Regions from separate parts of the Homo sapiens genome. Here region 2 is linked to region 1. A link is a contact called in ENCODE Hi-C or POLR2A ChIA-PET data. All regions are on one chromosome and are shown on one strand. The core of a region is the stretch at or near the end of the contact, and the rest is flanking DNA. Distances in the headings are between cores, read along the strand shown. Region 1 holds the start of ACY3 (aminoacylase 3). Region 2 holds the start of PPP1CA (protein phosphatase 1 catalytic subunit alpha).

The links. A loop is a pair of places that touch in the nucleus more often than their neighbours do. ChIA-PET counts read pairs that join two places held with the same protein, here RNA polymerase II (POLR2A). Pooled maps may share reads with other maps.
Region 2: a map of OCI-LY7 shows a loop between it and region 1 (2.1-fold over the local background). The contact joins the promoter of PPP1CA here to the promoter of ACY3 in region 1. A Hi-C loop is called at or near these places in 3 of 168 maps with a recorded cell type or tissue (HL-60/S4, OCI-LY7 and naive thymus-derived CD4-positive, alpha-beta T cell), 5 of 37 single-sample maps with no recorded cell type and 10 of 50 pooled maps. POLR2A ChIA-PET finds 5 or more read pairs at or near these places in 9 of 52 experiments (B cell, CD4-positive, alpha-beta T cell, CD8-positive, alpha-beta T cell and 6 more).

Annotation. Positions count from the first base shown.
Region 1 is chr11:67,649,480-67,654,437 of GRCh38, reverse strand. It overlaps ACY3 (aminoacylase 3), which reads left to right and starts at 3,708. Exons shown (of 8, transcript NM_080658.2): 1 at 3,708-3,855. RefSeq lists enhancers at 3,427-3,486, 3,557-3,636.
Region 2 is chr11:67,399,370-67,404,445 of GRCh38, reverse strand. It overlaps PPP1CA (protein phosphatase 1 catalytic subunit alpha), which reads left to right and starts at 2,588. Exons shown (of 7, transcript NM_002708.4): 1 at 2,588-2,718; 2 at 3,247-3,378; 3 at 3,527-3,757; 4 at 4,781-4,885. The coding sequence starts at 2,664. TBC1D10C (TBC1 domain family member 10C) reads right to left here and starts at 363. Exons shown (of 9, transcript NM_001369496.1): 1 at 92-363. The coding sequence starts at 243. RefSeq lists a silencer at 2,327-3,106.

The DNA.
Region 1 (4,958 bases), core at 2,459-4,958:
CTCTAGTACCCAATGGCCCTCTTGTTTACAATATGCACACTGTTGTGTTCTCAAGGGCGGGAGGCCCTTTGGCCGGGCAGTGGGGTCCCTAGGGATCTTACTTATGGCTGATCATCTCCAGTGAACTGTTTTGTTTTTTTGTTTTTTGTTTTTTTCAAGAAAGAGTTTTGCTCTTGTCGCACAGGCTAGAGTGCAATGGCGCGATATCAGCTTACAACCTTCGCTTCCTGGGTTGAAGCGATTCTCCTGCTTCAGCCTCCCGAGTAGTTGGGATTACAAGTGCCCACCACCATGCCTGGCTAATTTTTTATATTTTTAGTAGAGACAGGGTTAGCCATGTTGGCCACGCTGGTCTTGAACTCCTGACCTCAGGTGATCCTCCCGCCTCAGCCTCCCAAAGTGCTGGGATTACGGACATGAGCCACCACGCCTGGCCGCAGTGAACTGTTTCTTGTGTACTGGCTGGTTGTAGCCAAGAGACTCGATGGCTTCTTGTCTTGTGTTGCCTTTTTGTTTTTTGTTTTTTGTTTTTTTTTTGCCCTTCCTGGACCTGGCCACAGTTGCTCAATACCTTAAGGGTAATCTCAACCAATGGAGATGTCAGCATCCCCAGTGTCCCTTCTGCTTTTTGTAGTTTATCCGCATGGCTTCTGCCACTGGAGTCCTGCTACAATTACTGTTTTCCCATATTACCCACCCAGCAGCTTAGAGGCGGGATTGGTGGTGACACAGATCCCACAACTCTTGGCCCACACTCAACTAGTTTTAAAAATATATTGGTGGGGAGGGGCGGGCATGGTGGCTCATGCCTATAATCACCACGCTTTGGGAGGCCGAGGTGGGTGGATCACTTGAGCTTAGGAGTTCGAGACCAACCTAGGTAAGATGGTGAAACCCTGTCTCTATAATATTAGGTTGGTTCAAAAGTAACCGCTGTTTTTGCCATTGAAAGTAATGGCAAAAACTGCAATTACTTTTGTACCAATCTAATTTTTTAAAAATTAATTAATTAAAAAAAATTGGAAGGCATAGATTTCACTCGGCAAGGCAGGAAATCTTGTAACTGCTCTATACTGTGGCTCTGCCGACCGCCCGGCACTGCTCCAGCAGATGCAAACTGCCCGAGATTTTGATGAATTCACTGAAGGAAATAAAGACATTGTGTTTAAAAACACAGCAGAAAGGTTGGGTGTGGTGGCTTATGCCTGTAATCTCAGCACTTTAGGAGGCTGAAGGGGGTGGATCACTTGAGCTCAGGAGTTTGAGACCAGACTGGACAACATAGCAAGACCCCATCTCAAAAAAAAAATTAGCTGGGTGCGTGCCTGTAGTTTCAGCTACTTGGGAGGCTGAGATGGGAGGACTGCTTGAACCTGGAAGTTGGAGGTTGCAGTGAGCCACAGTCGAGCCACTGCACTCCAGCCTGGGTGACAGAGCCGGACCTTGTCTCAAAATTAAAAAAAAAAAAAACCCACTGCAGAAGACCTTCAGAATTGCTTGCCTCTAGAAACCATGCTTTCCTCAGAACATCTAACCCTTCAAAAACTACAGCAGCAGCCAGAACCCACCATTCACGCTGACGCATTCCTTTGTGATAAAGACTTCATTGATTCATTATGTGACAAAGGGAAAATGAGCAGAAACTACTGGGTGGTTCACACCAAACAGAACCTTTAGACCGATTGCTCGTTCCTTCTCCCTCATGGAATTGAAGTTCATTTATCTTCATGCACTCCCTGATCAATCAGGAAAGGCTGTGGCTGACGTCAGCTCCAGGCTCAGCACAGTCTTTATGGGGTGATCTTATAGCTTAGCAGTGCAACCCTGTGGAGTAGAACTGAACGGAGACTTTTGCCAGTTGCAGGAAATGGTCATTAAAAAATACCAGTTTATTCACAGAATAAAGGTGCTTCATGCAGACATCTGTCCCCAGGGTTTCTTCTGCAAAATGCTGATGCTGCTATCATGAATAATGTCTTCAAATATTCTCTTAATGAGGCAGAACAAGCCGGAGCTGGGAATACATTTGTCATAATGTAAGGAAGCAGATCATCATCAGTGACAGTGCCAAGTCTTGAAGATTCTCTCCTGGGTCTTCAGACTAATACACATTTATCTCCCTGGGTTGAAGAAGTACTGTGGGACTATGATGTATACCCACAAAAGGATATTGACAAAGAAGCTCTTTATTTATTTATTTATTTATTTATTTATTTATTTATTTATTTATTTTCTTTTGAGACAAGGTCTCACTGTGTTGTCTAGCCTGGAATGCAGCCATACGATAACGGCTCACTGTACTCACGGTACGATTACCTCCAACTCCCCGTGCTCAAGTGATTCTCCCGCCTCAGCCTCCTGAGTAGCTGGGGCCACAGCTGTGTGTGCCACCACCTGGCTAATTTTTTTTTTTTTTTTTTTTTGAGACAGAGTTTCGCTCTTGTCGCCCAGGCTGTAGTGCAATGGCATGATCTCGGCTCACTGCAACCTCTGCCTCATGCCTCAGCCTCCCAAGTAGCTGGGATTACAGGCACCCACCACCATGCCTGGATAAATTTTGTATTTTTAGTACAGACGGGGTTTTGCCATGTTGCCCAGGCTGGTCTTACACTCCTGACATCAGGTGATCCACTCGCCTCAGCCTCCCAAAGTGCTGGGATTATAGGTGTGAGCCACCGCGCCCACCCTAATTTTTTTTTTTTTTTTGGTAGAGACAGGGTCTCCCTATGTTGCCCAGGCTGGTCTTGAACACCTAGGCTCAAGCAATCTGCCCCCCTTGGCCTCCCAAAGTGTTGGGGTTACAGGTGTGAGCCACTGCACCCAGCTGACAAAGAAGCTCTTGAACAAATTCATTTAATGAGATTCTCTAGCACTAAAATAGTCCTACCTCATTGTAATGTTTTGTAGAGTATCTTATAAAACAATGAAAAAAAACCAGTATTTTAATACATATTTTTCTGTATATTTCCTTCTAGCCTTTGTACATATGATCACATATTTGTAAAAAGTTGTATGTATATATATACAACTTTACCCGCTTTGTGTGATGATATGACAAAAACATTTATCTGAAAAAAGTATTTTTTTCATCAAATGGCAGAGCTCCTGTTTCTGGTAACCCGGGGTATGGCAAGTAGGGGCTCTGGGAGATGGAGCAGCTCAGCCTCCTGTGAAAAATTCTGTTTCTCTAAAAAAGAACAAATTCTCATGCTGGGCGCGGTGGCTCACGCCTGTAATCTCAGCACTTTGGGAGGCCGAGGCGGGCGGATCACGAGGTCAAGAGATCGAGACCATCCTGGCTAACACGGTGAAACCCCGTCTCTACTAAAAATGCAAAAAATTAGCCGGGCGTGGTGGCGGGCGCCTGTGGTCCCAGCTACTCAGGAAGCTGAGGCAGGAGAATGGCGTGAACCCGGGAGGTGGAGCTTGCAGTGAGCCGAGATCGCGCCACTGCACCCCAGCTTGGGTGACAGAGCCAGACTCTGTCTCAAAAAAAAAAAAACGAATTCCCAAAACTAGTCCCACTGTTGTCTACCCAGATCCGGGATCCGGGTTGCCCTTGGCCTGGCCAGAGATGCCTCTCAATCCCCCACGGCACGTAGAGCCAGACAGAAACCGAAAGCAGAGGTGCCCTGCGCTGAAGTCTAGAGATCCCACTGCTAGGTCCAAAGAATTTACCCTTTCAGTCAACCCACGGGGCAAAGTCCACTTTCTTCCCTGAAGGAGCAGCACAGAACAAAAGCTCCAGGCAGCTGCTTCCGCTGTTTCGGGGGTAGGGCGGAGTGACAGCCCCACGGGCCACGCAGCAAGCAGAAGATCCCCGGGAGTCACCCTCAACCCTCTGGGGCCACGTGGGTGAGTTCGCCCGGGGAAGGTGCCGCGGCCCACTGCTTTACCTTAGTGAGCCTCAAGAAGTTAGGATCAGAATCCCAGTCGGCCCCATCTGGGTCGCCAGAGTTTTGTTACCCACACAACGGGTGGGCTCAGTTGCTTGGCGGGTGTTAACTAAAGAGGATTTAATAGGGGATTTTATTTCTTGCAACAAGTAAGGAGAACACCTAGACAGCTCCCAAAGCAGTGTCTCCCCGAGCTGAGGGCTGGGGCAGGTTTTATAAGCATAGGGTAATGAGGCGTGATCTGATTGCATCTTGCAATGAGGTGATGCTGGGAGGCATGATCTAATTGGATGCTGACACAGGGGGGAACCACAGCTCTGACCCCTCTCTGGGTCTCAGTTTCCCCAACTGCAGTGAGGAAATTGGCCCCCGTGATGATGCCCATGACATCACCATCCTCTGCCCTCACTCATGCTGGGGTCTCCATGTGCCCATTTTCAAGCTTGTGCCCGCCCTTTGTTCCTCACTCCCCACAGCTGCCCTTGGCCAGGACTTTCACAGGGTGGAGCCAAGGCCCAGAGAGGGCACTGAATCTCTCCAGGTCACACAGCCTGTCAGGGAGGTGGGGCCAGAGCCAGGTCACACGTGTGCACACAACACACACACACGCACACATGCTCACGCACATGCACGCACACACGCTCTCAAGCACATGCACACATGCACACACATGCACACACACTCTCATGCACACACGCACACATGTACACACACATGCATGCACACATGCACACAATACTCTCATGCACATGCACACACGTACACACGCACACATGCATGCTGTCACACATGCGCACACACGCACACATGCTCTCATGCACACACGCACACATGTACACATACATGCACACATGCACACAATACTCATGCACATGCACACACATGTACACACGCACGCACACACGCATGCTGTCACGTACACATGTGAGTGCACACACGCACACACATGCTCTCATGCACACGCACACATGTACAGATGCACACATGCATGCACACACATGCACACACGCGCACACACTGCCAGGACTGGGGGCTGCTGTTTCTGAGGGTTCCTGGACCCCG
Region 2 (5,076 bases), core at 1,339-3,838, 250 kb after region 1:
ACCAGACCCTCCCGGCCTCCCTCCAGAATTCAGCCCTCAGCCCCCTGTCCTCTGTCCCAGCATTCCGCCAGCCCTCACCCTGCCCCCTTACCCTGGCTCTGCTGAGCTGCCCCCAATGAATCCATAGCGGTCGGCCTGGCGATATGGGCCAGGCCCGCTGAGCTCTGAGTCGGACCCCAAGGAGCTGGAGTCATCCTGCAGCTCGGGAGGCTGCACCAGGTCCTCCCCCAGGGCCTGGGCCATGGTGCCCGGGGCCTTCGATGCCACAGGCAGAGAAAGTGGGGAGAACCAGTGTGAGGGGCCACTCCCGGCCAGCCTGGGGCCTGGCTGCGGGGTCAGAGGGGGGAGGTTTCAGGGTATCTCACCAAGCCCCCTATGTCTCCTCTTTTATGGGGGCAGGGGCTAGGCCCTGCCCTGACAGAAAAGCCAGGCCTCTGTCCGGAGACCCAGCCCCAAGCCCTGCCCCTGTCCCCACCAGCCCAGCTCACCTCCCGCAGCACCTCACCTCCTCCTCTCACTTCCTCCTCCTCCTCACACAGCTTTGGCAACCGCTGGGGGCCCCTCCCAAGGGTGGGGGGTGTCACCCCTTCCTCTCTGAGGCTCTTCCTGCCTGCCCCAGTGCCCCTGAGCTGTGGGCTCCTCCCACCTTCCCCATGGCCCCAGTGACTGCAGGCTTGAGTTCCTGTGCTGGTGTGGAGGGCCCAGGACTGTTAGACGCAGGGGCCGGGCCACCTCCAGTTCTTTTGTTTGTTTCTTTTGAGACAGAGTCTCGCTCTGTTGCCCAGGCTGGAGTGCAGTGGCGCGGTCTCAGCTCACTGCAACCTCCACCTCCCGGATTCAAGTGATTCTCCTGCCTCAGCCCCCCAAGTAGCAGGGACTACAGACAAGCACCACCATGCCCGGCTAATTTTTGTATTTTTAGTAGAGACAGGGTTTTTGCCACATTGGTCAAACTCTTGACCTCAGGTGATCCATCCACCTCAGCCTCCCAAAGTGCTGGGATTGCAGGCATGAGCCACTGCGCCTGGACTTCATGTTTGTTTCTTGAGACAGGGTCTTGCTCTGTCACCCAGGCTGGAGTGTAATGGCACGATCTGGGCTCACTGCAACCTCCACCTCCTGGTCTCAAGAGATCCTCCTGCGTCAGCCTCCACAGTAGCTGGGACTGCAGGCGCGCACCACCATGCCCAGCTAATTTTTGTATTTTTTGTTGAGACAGGGTTTCGCTGTGTTGCCCAGGCTGGACGCAAGAGACCATCCCGCCTTAGCCTCCCAAAGTGCTGGAATTACAGGCCTGAGCCACCACGGCAGGCCCACTTCCAGTTCTGAGGTTACTGGCATGTAAAGCACCAACTCAGGGTTCCAACAAGAATTAAGGTTCATTTATCGTCTGCTCTTCTTTTTTTTTTTTTTTTTTTTGAGACAGTCTCGCACTGTCGCCTGGGCTCCACTTCCCAGGTTCAAGCGATTCTCCTGCCTCAGCCTCCCAAGTAGCTGGGATTACAGGAGGCTCCCATCATGCCCAGCTAACTTTTTGTATTTTTAGAGAGATGGGGTTTCACCATGTTGGCCAGGCTGGTCTCGAACTCCTGACCTCAAATGATCCGCCCGCCTAGGCCTCCCAAAGTCCTGGGATTACAGGCGTGAGCCACTGTGCCCAGCCACGTCTGCTCATAAAGTAATTATTTTTATGTGCACACCCTGCAATATTACTGTGCTACTCAAAAGCTAATTATGGGGCCAGGCTTGTTGGCTCACGCCTGTAATCCTAGCACTTTGGGAGGTCAAGGGGGGTGGATCACTTGAGGTTAGGAGTTCAAGGCCACCTGGCCAACATGGCGAAACCCCACCTCTGCTAAAAATACAAAAATTAGCTGGGCACAGTGGCGCACGCCTGTAATCCCAGCTACTCCAGAGGCTGAGGCAGGAGAATCGCTTGAACCCGGGAAGTGAATGTTGCAGTGAGCCAAAGTCGCGCCACTGCACTCCAGCCTGGGGGACAGAGCAAAACTCTGTCTCAAAAAAAAAAAGCGAATTATGGGACTTATAAGAAAATATTAATTTAGCATGCCCCAAGGACCAAAGTGCGCTGGGAATTCAGCCGTAGCTGTCTTTGAGTGTGGTCAGCCGCCTGGGCGCCACAGAGACCCACGAAGAAGTGGGGGGTCCTCCGTGAATGCGAGGTCCAGGCTGTTTTTATCTCTTGAGCCTCAGTTTCCTTTCCTGCACTTGGAGCAGTTAACCCTCAGTGCCTAGCAGCCGGTTATTAACATGTTCACAACACCTTCCACCCAGGGAAGGGGTGGGAAAGTCTGTTGGGCTTTTGAAAGAGAAAAACAACTTCCACAGTCCTTCCGGCCCCACATCCTCTGAACAGGGCTGGGCGCCTCCTCTGGGGCGTAACCAGCTTGGTCACGCCCCCGACAGACCCCGCCCCCAGCCCGCCGCCGAGGCCCCGCCCCCCGGGCCGCCGCGCCTCACGTCCAGCGGGGGCGCTAGAGGGCGGGGGACTGGGCGGGGCGGGCCCGGGAGGCCTGGAGGCGGGGCCGCGGGCCGGGGGCGGACTGGGGCGGGCGGAAGGAGAGCCAGGCCGGAAGGAGGCTGCCGGAGGGCGGGAGGCAGGAGCGGGCCAGGAGCTGCTGGGCTGGAGCGGCGGCGCCGCCATGTCCGACAGCGAGAAGCTCAACCTGGACTCGATCATCGGGCGCCTGCTGGAAGGTTGGTCGGGGCGGGGGAGGCCCGCGTCCGCCGCGCCCTGGCCCCCTGCCCGGCCCGGAAGTGGCGCGCGGGCGGGCCCCCGGGGCCAGCTTAGACTGGGCGGGGACGGGCAGCGAGGTTCCGTGGCCGCAGCTGCCCCCCCGCGGACGCGCCTGAGAGGTCCGGGGCCAGCTCCGACGCGCGGAGCAGCTCCCCCCCTCTCCCGGGCTGGGGGCGCACGGGTTGCCTGGGCTCTTGGGGCGAGGGAGAAACCCGGGAAGCCCGGTCCAGGAAGGGGTCCTGCGCTGTGAGGTTTTTGGTGGCAGCCCCCTGCGCACGACAGTCGCCTCCCGAGGCGCTGAGGGTAGCTGGGGGCTTCCCCTGGGAGGCTTGAGGCCGCGGTCCCGGGAGGCTCAGCAGCAACAGCTGCCTGTGGGCAAGGAGGGGCCGAGGAGGCCTAGGCGCCCCCGGAGGTATCCATGGGGCCACCCGTGTCGCCCACCCTCCTCCTGTCAGGGTCCAGGGTCCTGACACCCCATTGCGCCCCAGTGCAGGGCTCGCGGCCTGGCAAGAATGTACAGCTGACAGAGAACGAGATCCGCGGTCTGTGCCTGAAATCCCGGGAGATTTTTCTGAGCCAGCCCATTCTTCTGGAGCTGGAGGCACCCCTCAAGATCTGCGGTGAGCCCCCGGCCCAGGTCCCCTTGCCTTCCTAAAAGTGGCACTGGACCCCACAGAGTTCCTGGAGCCCTCCTCCCTTGAGCGCAGTCCTGGCCCTGGGTTCAGGTCTAGACCTTGCATCTAGCTTACCCGGTTCCCTGGGTCACAGGTGACATACACGGCCAGTACTACGACCTTCTGCGACTATTTGAGTATGGCGGTTTCCCTCCCGAGAGCAACTACCTCTTTCTGGGGGACTATGTGGACAGGGGCAAGCAGTCCTTGGAGACCATCTGCCTGCTGCTGGCCTATAAGATCAAGTACCCCGAGAACTTCTTCCTGCTCCGTGGGAACCACGAGTGTGCCAGCATCAACCGCATCTATGGTTTCTACGATGAGTGTGAGTGGTCTGAGCGTCTGGGGCTGCCCGGGTCCTGAACCGCACTCTTTGCCATTCAGTGGGACCTTCACATTGGCCTGATATCTGACAGACACTTGATAGACTGTGCGCTCCACGAAGGCGGGGCCCAGGTCCGTTCTCGTGCCTGCCCTGCCCCTCCTGGCATGGGGTCTGGGGAATGGTTGCTGACTGAAGGGCTGCCCGGATTCTAGTGCTTTCCCCCAGGGCCCTGCCTGGTGACACTCCCCCTACATTTGCTACTAAGCACTTAGGATGTTTGCAGATGGGCTCTGCTGTCCAGAAGCTGAGATAAACCAGACCTGGACTTGGCCCGGCTCATGGGTGGGGGCATGCGAGGAGTGCCAACCCTGAGGCTGGTCCAGATTGGAACTTAGTTTCCAGTGGACTCGGGTGCTTTAGAATTACTTCTGGCAGGAGGCCGAGGCGGGAAGATCCCTTGGACCCAGAAGCTCCAAGTTACAGTGAGCTATGATCTTGCCACTGCACTCCAGCCTGGGTGACAGAGCAAGACCCTGTTTCTTTACTTTTTTGAGACGGAGTTTCACTCTTGTTGCCCAGGCTAGAGTGCAATGGTGTGATCTCGGCTCACCACAACCTCCGTCTCCTGGGTTCAAGCGATTCTCCTGCCTCAGCCTCCCAAGTAGCTGGGATTACAGGCATGCGCCACCACGCCTGGCTGATTTTTTTGTATTTTAGTAGAGACGAGGTTTCTCCATGTTGGTCAGGCTGGTCTCGAACTTCTGACCTCAGGTGATCCGCCCGCCTCGGCCTCCCAAAGTGCTGGGATTACAGGTCTTAGCCACTGCGCCTGGCCAGATCCTGTCTTCTTTAATTAAAATAAAAAGTAACTAGAATTGCTCCTGGAAGGCTGACAGGTGGCAGGGGTGGGGGGTGGTTTGCATCGGTGCCTGACTCTCTCCTCCCAGCCACGGCTGAATAGCCCAGGGACCCTGGCTGAGGGTGGGGTAGGCAGGCACCTCACAGCCACCTCCCCCTGGGCAGGCAAGAGACGCTACAACATCAAACTGTGGAAAACCTTCACTGACTGCTTCAACTGCCTGCCCATCGCGGCCATAGTGGACGAAAAGATCTTCTGCTGCCACGGAGGTGAGGGAGGGGATGGCTGGGGAGGAGGAGCACTGGCCGCATCCCTCAGCACCCGGCAGCTCTCCTTAGGTCTCATCTGGGAAGTCACTCCTTCCAGGAAGTGTCCCCCATACCCCACTGTGCTGGGCTGCACTCACTTCCTTGATGTGTGTCCTACATGGAGTGGGCTTGTCTCCTTTCTCCCGGGAGCT